Linked DNA regions of Homo sapiens: region 2 is linked to region 1. Evidence: chromatin loops called from intact Hi-C (ENCODE). Cell type or tissue: GM12878. All regions are shown on one strand. Links, peaks and the distances in the headings refer to the core of each region. The heading gives the core; the rest is flanking DNA.

Region 1 (5,392 bases), core at 155-5,154:
ATGACTATTATTTCGTGGTGACCTTGATCCTATTTTGGTAAATTGTTTTAAACCTTAGGGTTTTTTTTCTTTTCTTTTCTTTTCTTTTCTTTTGACAGAGTCTTGCTCTGTCACTCAGACTGGAGTGCAGTGGTGCGATCTTAGCTCACTGCAACCTCTGCCTCCTGGGTTCAAGCAATTCTCCTGTCTCATCCTCTGGAGGAGCTGGGATTACAGGCCTGTGCCACCCTGCCTGGCTAATTTTTGTATTTTTAGTAGAGATGGGGTTTCACCATGTTGGCCAGGCTGGTCTTGAACACCTGACATCAGATTATCAGCCCACCTCAGCCTCCCAAAGTGCTGGGATTACAGGCATGAACCATCATTCCTGGCCCAAACTTTGACATATTTGACAGGCTTCCCAAAGCCAAATTTTAGCTCCAAAATTGTCTTTTTGACAAAAGAAAAGAGGGTCCCTGAAACACCCAAGAGAGATAAACAGAATCTTTTAATATGTTAAATAACATGGGAAATATTGTCAAATAAAAAATGTTTTACTTTCTTCAACTTGTATTTTGTTAAATATCTAATTAGTATGTGATCCAAAATTATATTGGATTTATAAAATTCTAATACATCTGAGTATATGCTATTAATCATAATTACAGTTTTGTTTTGTTTTGTTTTGTTTTTTGGACACAGAGTTTTGCTCTGTCCCTCAGGCTGGAGTGCTGTGGCACAACCTCAACTCACTGCAACCTCCACCTCCCAGATTCAAGTGATTCTCCTGCCTCAGCCTCCTGAGTAGCTAGGGTTATAGGCATCCATCACCATGCCTGGCTTATTTTTTGTATTTTTAGTAAAGACGGGGTTTCACCATGTTGGTCAGGTTGGTCTAGACCTCCCAACCTCAGGTGATCCACCTGCCTGGGCCTCGCAAAATGCTGGGATTACAGGCAAGAGCCAATGCCCCCAGCCCACAATTACAGTTTTTATGATAAATTACTGTAGGCCATAAATATAAACAATTTTTTGTCGATGTGCCTTTATAAGCATTTTAAGATATTTCCACAGTTAATGGATTAATTCTAATGCAGTTCCTAAAATCTTCATAAGCACACAAAATCCTGGAGTATTGTGTCTTCAAGGAGATTCATGAAAAGGATGAAAAGTGCCCAGACAAGTTGCATGCAGTTTTCTGGTCATTTTAGAATTATATTGTTTAGAGTGGGTCAGAATTCTGGGAAATTTAATGAAGAGACTGACTCATAAAACTGCTAACCCAGGAGAGACAAAAATTAATTGAATACCAAAACAATACTTTGCCAGATATTTATGCTAAATCAGCAAGTAATGAAATTCATTAGATATGAAATTTGAATAAACCATATGGTCCAAGTATAATTACCTATGTATGATAACTCATCAGTTATTAGTGCTACGTACCTAAATTGCAGAAACAAACCTAGTATGTAAGAGGACAGAAATCCTGGCCTGGCAAGTGGCTCACACATGTAATCCCAGCACTTTGGGAGGCTGAGGCAGGTAGATCACTTGAGGTCAGGAGTTCTAGACCAGCCTGGCCAACATGGGGAAATCCCATTTCTACTAAAAATACAAAAATTAGCCAGGCATGATGGCAAAGGCCTGTAATCTCAGCTACTCAGGAGGCTGATGCAGGAAAATCACTTGAACCCAGAAGGCAGAAGTGGCAGTGAGCTGATAAGGTGCCACTGCACTTCACAGAGTGAAGACTAGGCCACAGAGTGAGACTCTGTCTCAAAATAACAACCAAAACAAAAAAATAAGAGGACATAAATCCAATGTTAAGTGTGGGCTCCTGAAAAACCTAGACAGCCACTTGGGCTTTCCTGAGTTCTTATAGCTTCCATTATTAAAAGCTATGCATTTTATCACTCAACACAGAAATGATAAAATAATCTAAATTAAATGTAAATTAAGTGTGTGTGTGTGTGTTGATTATCTAAATTACTAAAATATTTTATGACCAATGCTTTGTTTGCCAAACATATAATACTGAGAAGACAATCAAAACTTCAGGTACATTTATGCTACCTGATGGGTAATTTAAACATTTATACAGAAATTTTACTCAATTGTCATTTTAACACGTTTTCTGGTTGTATAAATGCTTTCTTAAGCAAGAAGGCTGATGTTATGACAGTAGCTAAAAAGATATTAGAAAATATGTTTTCCTAATGTGACATTTCTGAAAAAAAACTCCAATGATAAAAATTCTTATTTTAGTAGAGAAGTTGTAAAACTGTTAAGTTATTACAGATACAATAGTATTAAGCAAAGCTAACCAAATTGATTGGATTGCTGTTGCAATTTCAGATTAATGACAATCAGATCCACTTAAAGTAGAAAAAATATGTTGACCATTATAAAATTGTAATTGGAAGGCCTATGAATCTAATAATAGAACCTCATGTATCTTCTGGTACCAAAATCAGATATGAATAAATGCAGCAAGCCTTTAATGCTTTATTCCAAAGCTCATTTTTACGAGGTAAAAAAGCTTTTGATGGTCCACTGACTGAAGACAATTAAACTTTATTTTTAATAGAAACCATTGATTGATTCCCCTCTTGCCATCCACCCTGCAGAAAGACTTCAGGACCTTGAATCTTGGGTTATAATTTCTCAACTCAGAAGGGTGCCTCCAAACTTTTGAAATTTTATAGCCATTGGAGAACTTAAGGCAAAGCCAACCAGGAAAGTTTCTCCTCAGAAGGAGATGGTAATCTTGATGTAGACAGCTTTTTTTCACTATATAAAACATCAATATATCTCTGTTTCTATGACACTCTTAGCTCACAGTTATATTCTTGCTTATGGCTCTATAAAAATAGAAATAAAAATGGTTATCTTGTGTTCACTCCAGGGGTATACTTGTATATTTAGAGGTTTTTGCAGCCAATCTTATATATGGATAAACTTATGTTTTGATAGATGAAAGATAAAAGAACAATTTGGATGAGAAATTTTAATGGGATATTTGTTGCTTCATAATATAAGAAACAGAACATTGGTTCATTGTTCTTAAACGACCTTATAAGCTAAAGAGAATTTTTTAAACTGCATTGTCAGGAGGCCTTGACTTTTCTGAATGGGCACTATTTGTTAGGTTTCTTTTCCCGTGGTTTAGAGTAAATTAGACAATAATTAGAAATTTATCTACCATAATAGTCTCTATAGCAGATTTTGCAGTAAAGGGTATGGATACAAAATAGAATTTAAATTTTCTTATTAAAGTTATGCGAAAAAATCAAATTTCTCTAGGTTATTATTTATAATAATAATAATGGTTATTATTTATAATAATAATGGTTATTATTATGAGACCAAGTTCTGCTGTTGTTGCCCAGGCTGGAGTGCAATGGCATGGTCTTGACTCACTGCAACCTCCGCCTCCTGGGTTCAAGCAATTCTCCTGCCTCAGCCTCCCAAGTAGCTGGGGTTACAGGCACCAGCCACAATGTCTGGTCTGGCTAATTTTTGTATTTTTAGTAGAGACAGGGTTTCACCATGTTGGCCAGGCTGGTCTTGAACTCCTGAACTCAGGTGATCTGCCCGCCTTGGCCTTCCAAAGTGCTGGGATTACAGGTGTGAGACATCATGCTTGGCCTCTCTAGATTATTTATTGGATAAACAGAAGTATCTGTTTAGTTGCTAACACTTGTAATACATCAGATATTAATGCTATTTAGTCATAGGAGATTAATGAACAGACTGCTTGATTGAAATGAGTAAATCATTTATCTGGATAATTATTTTGATCTACTTTATTTTATGTGGTTTTGTTCATGGGGACCCTGGTTAAAAAGCATACTACAGCCAGGCTCGGTGGCTCACGTCTGTAATCCCAGCACTTCGGGAGGCTGAGGTGGGTGGATCACTTGAGGTCAGGAGTTCGACGAGACCAGCCTGGCCAACATGGTGAAATGCTGTCTGTACTAAAAATACAAAAAAAAAAATTAACCAGGCCTGGTGGTGTGCACCTGTAATCTCAGCTACTGGGAAGGCTGAGGCAGGAGAATTGCTTGAACCCAGGGGGCAGAGTTTGCAGTGGGTCAAGATTGCACCACTGCACTCCAGCCTGGGCAATGGAGCATAACTCTGTCAAAAAAAAAAAAAAAACAGAAAAAGAAAAAGCATACTCCAAACTCTATTGATATTAACTTCCTGATAGTGAAAATAATGGTCTTCCTGGTGCAATATATTATCTCAAAAGTTATAAATGTGTGCATACATACAGCAGTCTCTAGAATGCCAAATTGTTCTTAACTGAAATGACAAAAACTCAAAACAAAGGCCAGGTTCAGTTGCTCACACCTGTAATCCCAGCACTTTAGGAGGCCGAGAAGGGCAGATCACCTGAGATCGGGAGTTCAAGACCAGCCTGAACAACATGGAGAAACCCCATCTCTATTAAAAATACAAAATTATTCAGGCATGGTGGTGCCTGCCTATAATCCCAGCTACTCAGGAGGCTGATGCAGTAAAACAGCTTGAACCCACGAGGAGGAGTTTACAATGAGCTGAGATGGTGCCATTGCACTCCAGCCTGGGCAACAAGAGCAAAACTCCATCTCAAAAAACAAACAAACAACAAAAAACCCTCAAAGACTATATGAACACTATAACCTATAAATGGCATGATAAGTATAGAAACCCAAAATAATAACTGTGATTGGCAGTAGTGATTTGAGTTTTGGTCACACTCTCATCTAAGTGAGAACTTAACCGAAAGTATTTTTTTTTTTTTTGAGAAGGAGTCTTGCTCTATCACCCTGGCTGGAGTGCAGTGGCACGATCTCTGCACACTGTAACCTCTGCCCCCCAGGTTCAAGCAATTTTCCTGCCTCAGCCTCCCCAGCAGTTGGGATTACAGGCATGCACCACCACACAAGGCTAATTTTTCTATTTTTACTAGAGATGAGATTTCACCACATTGGCCAGGCTAGTCTTGAACTCCTGAACTCAAGTGATCTGCCCACCTTGGCCTCCCAAAGTGCTGGGATTATAGGCATAAGCCACTGCACCTGCAGTAAAATAATGTTTAAATAAAATTATTGGAGTCTATTGTTTTGGACTGAACTTGTACACTAGGAACAGTGTACAACAGATGAGACAAAACAAAACAAAAATGGAATCACTCATGCTAAATGTGACATAATCAAACTGAGAATTTGAGAAAATAGGTAGATTCTAAAAACAACCTGGTTTTGTTTTTCTTTTGTAAACAGCAGATTTTAACATAAAAAGATCTTTTTTACTCTAATTTTTATTAAAAAATAACAACCTGAAGTTCTTGTTCCTATTTTACCAAATCCAAAGTTCTATTTCCCAGTGGAATTTGAGATGAAATAAGTACATTTATCATGGT
Region 2 (5,392 bases), core at 254-5,253, 55 kb before region 1:
GCACACATCACAAAGCAGTTTCACAGATAACTTATTTCTAATTTTTATTTCAGGGTATTTAGTTTTTCACTATAGACCTGAATGGGCTCAGAAGTATCCCTTCATAGATTTCACAAAAAGAGTGTTCTCGAACTGTTGAATAAAAATAAAGGTTTAATTCTGTGAGATGGATCCACAAATCACAGAGCATTTTCACAGATAGCTTGTTTCTAGTTTTTATTATTGAAAATTTTGTTTTTCACAATAGGCCTTCATGGGGTCAAAAATATCCCTTCATAGATTCTACAAAAAGGGTGTTTCCAAGCAGTTAAATCAAAACAAAGTTTAACTCTGTGAGATGAATCCAAACATTGCAAAGCATTTTCACAGATAGCTTGTTTTCAGTTTTTTTAGGTGGGATATTTGGTGTTTCACTATAGGCTTCTATTGGATTAGAAATGTCCCTACGTAGATTCTACAAAAACAGTGTTCCCAACCTGTTGAATCAAAGCAATGGTTTAACTCTGTGAGATGAATCCACACATCCCAATGCATTTTCACAGATAGCTTGCGTCTAGATTTTATCACGGGATATTTGTTTTTTTACTATAGGCCTCAATAGGCTCTGAAACGTCCCTTTGTAGATTCTACAAAATAGTTTTTAACTTGTTGAATCAAAATAAAGGTTTAATTCTGAGACATGAACCCACATATTGCGAAGCCTTTCCACAGATAGCTTGTTTGTAGTTTTCATCATGGTATATTCAATTTTTTACAATAGGCCTCAATGGTCTCAGAAATGCTTCTTTGTTGATTTTACAAAGAGAGTGTTTCCAGCCTGTTGAATAAAAACAAAGTTTTTTAACTCTGTGAGACAAATCCACATATCACAAAGCATTTTCACAGATAGCTTGTTTCTCATTTCTATTGAGGGATATTCAGTTTTTCACTACAGGCATCAATGGGCTCAGAAATGTTCATTCGTAAATTCTACAAAAAATGTTTCCAACCTGATGAGTAAAAACGCATGTTCCATTCGATGAGATGAATCCACACATTTCAAGGCATTTCAACAGATAGCTTGTTTGTACTTTTTATTGCAGGATATTTGGTTTTACACTACAGGCCTCAGTGTGCTCTGAAATGTTCCTTCGTAGATATTATAAAAAGAGTATTTCTAACCTGCTGAATCAAAACACAGGTTCCATTCAGTAAGACGAACCAACACATCAAGAAGTATTTTCACAGATAGCTTCTTTCTAGTTAATATTGTGGGATATTTGGTTTTTCATTACAGGCCACAATGGGCTCAGAAATGTCCCTTTGTAAATTCTACAAAAAGAGTATTTCCAACCTGTTGAATAAAAACAAAGGTTTGAATCTGTGTGATGAATCCACACATGGCAAAGCATTTTCACAGATAGAGTTTTTCTAGTTTTTATCACAAGATATTCCGTTTTTAGCTACAGGTTTTAATGGTTTCAAAAATGTCCCATTGTACATTCTACAGAAGTGTGTTTCCAGCCTTTTGAATCAAAACAAAGATTAACTATGTGGGATTAATCACATCACCAAGCATTTTCACAGATCACTTGTTTCTAGTTTTTATACAAGATAATTAGTTTTTCACTACAGGCCTCAATGGCCTAAAAATGTTTCTTTGTAAATTCTACAAGAAGAGTGTTTCTAACCTGGTAAATTAAAACACAGGTTCCATTCTGTGAGATGAATCCACACATCACAAAGCATTTTCACAGATAGCTTGTTTCTAGTTTTTATTGTAGGATGTTTAATTTTTCACTACAGGCCTCAAAGGGCTCAGAAATGTCCCTTTGTAGATTCTACACAAAGAGTGTTTTCAACCTGTTGAATTAAAACAAAGTTTAACATTCTGTGATGAATTGACACATTGCAAAGTATTTTCACACATAGCTTGTTTCCAGTTTTTATCATGGGAAATTTGATTTTATATTATAGGTTTCAATGGTTCAGAAATATTATTTCATAAATTCAATGAGAAGAGTGTTAACCTGCTGAATAAAAACAAAGGTTTAACTTTGTGAGATGAATACACACATTGCAAAGCATTTTCACAGATAGCTTGTTTCTACTTTTTGTCACAGGAAATTCAGTTTTTCACTATTGTACTCAATGCGTAAGAAGTGTCCCTTCATATATTCTACAAAAATAGTGTTTCCAACCTGTTGAGTCAAAACACAGGTTTCATTTGGTGAGATGAATTTATGCATCAGAAAGCGTTTTCACAGACAGCTTGTTTCTAATTTTCATTGTAAGATATATACTTTTTCACTGTGGTTTCAGAGGGCTCAGAAATATACCTTCATCAATTCTACAAAAAGAGTGTTTCCAACCTGGTGAATCAAAACAAAGGTCCCATTCAGTGAGGCAAATCCACACATCACAAAGCATTTTCACAGATAGATTGTTTCTAGTTTTTATGCAAATAATTCAGTTTTTCACTACAGGTCACAATGGGCTCAGAAATTTCTATTTGTATATTTTAAAAAATGAGTGTTTCCAACCTGTTGAATCAAAACAAAGGTTTAACTTTTTGAGATGAATGCACACATTGAAAAGCATTTACACAGATAGCTTGTTTCTAGTTTTTATCACATGAAATTTGGTTTTTCACTACGGGCCTCAACGGACCCAGAAATGTCCCTTCATAGATTCTACAAAAAGAGTGTTTCCAAACTGTTGAATCAAAACAAAAGTTTAACTCTTCTCAATGAATTCACACATTGCAAAGCATTTTCACAGATAGCTTATTCCTAGTTTTTATTGTGGGATATTTAATTTTTCATTATGGAACCTAATGGGTTCAGAAATGCTTCTTCTGAGATTCTACAAAAAGAGTGATTCCAACCTGGTGAATCCACACAGGTGCTATTTGGTAAGATAAATCCACACATCACAAAGCATTTTCACAGATAGCTTGTTTTTAGTTTTTATTGTGGGATATTCAGTTTTTCACTATGCTCCTCAATGGGCTCAGAAATGTCCCTTCATAGATTTTACAAAAAAAAAGTGTTTTCAACCTTTTGAATTAAAACAAGGTTAACTCCATAAGGTGAATCTACACGTCACCAAGCATTTTCCCAGATAGCTTATTTATACTTTCTATCACAAGCTATTCTGTTTTTCACTATGGGCCTAAAGGGGCAAATAAATGTCCCTATGTAGATTCTACAATAAGAGTGTACCCAACCTGTTGAATCAAAACAAACATATAACTCTGTGAGATTTATCCATGCCTTGTAAAGCATTTTCAGAGATAGCGTGTTTCTCGTTTTAGTTTTTTAGTTTTTTGTTTGTTTGTTTGTTTGTTTTTCTGCTTTTTACTTCTGGTCTTAATAGGATTAGAAGTGACCCTTCATAGATTCTACAAAAAGTGTGTTTCCAACATGTTGAATGAAAACAAAGGTGTAGTTCTCTGAAAAATCCACACATCATGAAGCATTTTCACAGGTGGCTTGTGTCTAGTTTTTATCATGGGATAATGTTTTCCACTTTAGCCCTTAATAAACTCAGAAATGCCAATTGGTAGACTCTACAAAAAGTGCAATTCCAATCTATTGAATCAAACAAAAGTGTAACTTTCTGAGCTGAATCCACACATTGCAAATCATTTTCACAGGTAGCTTTTGTCTAGGTTTTAATGTGGTGTATTCGATTTTTCACTGTTGACCTCAATGGCCTCAGAAATGTTTCTTCATAGATTCTACAAAAAGAGTTTTTCCATCCTGTTGAATCTAAACAAAAGTTTAACTCTGTGAGAGGAATCGACACATCAAGAAGCACTTTCACAGACAGGTTGTTTCTAGTTTTTATCACAATATTTTCTGTTTTTCCTATAGGTCTCATTGGGCTCAGAAATCTCCCTATGTACATTCTACAAAAAGTGTGTTTCTAACCTGTTGAATCAAAACAAAGCTTTAACTCTGTGAGATGAGTCCACACATCACAAAGTATTTTTACAGATAGTTTGTTTCTAGTTTTTATTGCAGGATATTCGGTTTTTCACTACAGGCTTCAACGGGCTCAGAAATGTCAATTTGTAGATTCTACAAAATAAGGGTTTCCAGCCTGATGAATTAAAACACAGGTTCCAGTTGGTCATATAAATAAACACATCATAAAGCCTGTTCACAGACAGCCTGTTTCTAGATTTTACCATGGTATATTCTGTTTTTTACTATATGCCTCAAGGAACTCAGAAATGTCCCTTTGTAGATTCTACAAAAAGAGTGTTTCCTACCAGCAAATCAAAACAAAGCCTGCATTCAGTGAGATAAATCCAACATCACTAAGCATTTTCACCAGTTGTTTGTAGTTTTGACTGCAGGATATTTGGTTTTTCACTATAGGGCTCAATAGGCTCAGAAATGTCTCTTCATAGATTTTACAAAAAGGGAGTTTCCAATCTGTTGAATCACAACAAGGGTTTAACTCTGTGAGATGAATCCACACATCACACAGTGTTTTTACACAAAGTTTGTTTCTAGATTTTATTGCAGGATATTTGGTTTTTTAACTATAGACCTCATTAGTCTCAGAAATGTCCCCTCGTAGATTCTACAAAAAAAAGGGTTTCCAACCTGTTGAATCAAAACGAAGGTTTAACTCTGTGAGATGAATTCACACATCACAAAGCACTTTCACAGATAGATTATTTCTACTTTTTGTCATGGGATATTCTGTCTTTCACTACAGGTTTCAATGACCTCAGAAATTTCCCTTTGTAGATTCTACAAAAAGAGTGTTACCAACCTGCTGAATGAAAACACGTTCCATTCTTTTAGATATATTTACACATCACAAAGCATTTTTACAGACACCTTGCTTCTAGTATTTATTGCAGTGTATTCATTTTTCACTGTAGGCTTCAAAGGGCTCTGACATGTCTCTTAGTAGATTATTCTAAAAGAGTGTTTCCAACATGCTGAATCCAAACACAAGTACGTTTTGTGAGATGAATCTACATATCAGAAAGCCTTCAGACAGTTATCTTGTTTCTACTTTTAATTGTGTGAAATTCAGTTTTTCACTATAGGCTTCAGTGGGCTCTGAAATGTCCCCTCGTAGATTCTACAGAAACAGCGTTTCCAATTGGTGAATCAAAACACAGGTTCTATTCTGTGAAATGAATATACACATCACAATGCATTTTCACAGTAAGATTAATTCTAGTTTTTATCCAGGCATATTCCGTTTTTCATTGTAGATCTCAATGGGCTCAGAAGTGTGCCTTCGTAGATTCTGCAATAAGAATCCCTACAATGAGGTCAATTAAAATACAGGTTTAACTCTGTCAGGTGAAACCACACAGCCCAAAGCACTTTCACAGATAACTTGTTTCTAGATTTTATCACTGGATATTTCGTTTTTCACT

What was found. Peaks named below come from ENCODE experiments on the same cell type or tissue, not always from the same donor. Only the 100,000 strongest peaks of a DNase experiment are listed, where the experiment ranks them.
Region 2: a loop joins it to region 1, with 4 times the contacts of the local background. A loop is called at or near these places in 3 of 110 quality-filtered maps.

Annotation. Positions count from the first base shown.
Region 1 is chr16:35,602,055-35,607,446 of GRCh38, reverse strand. No RefSeq gene overlaps it. Among named protein-coding and RNA genes, the nearest start is that of LINC02167, 140 kb to the left of the region's middle. In GM12878, for the core only: no CTCF peak of the experiment used is centred there; no DNase peak of the experiment used is centred there.
Region 2 is chr16:35,657,502-35,662,893 of GRCh38, reverse strand. No RefSeq gene overlaps it. Among named protein-coding and RNA genes, the nearest start is that of LINC02167, 86 kb to the left of the region's middle. In GM12878, for the core only: no CTCF peak of the experiment used is centred there; a DNase peak (open chromatin) is centred at 2,318.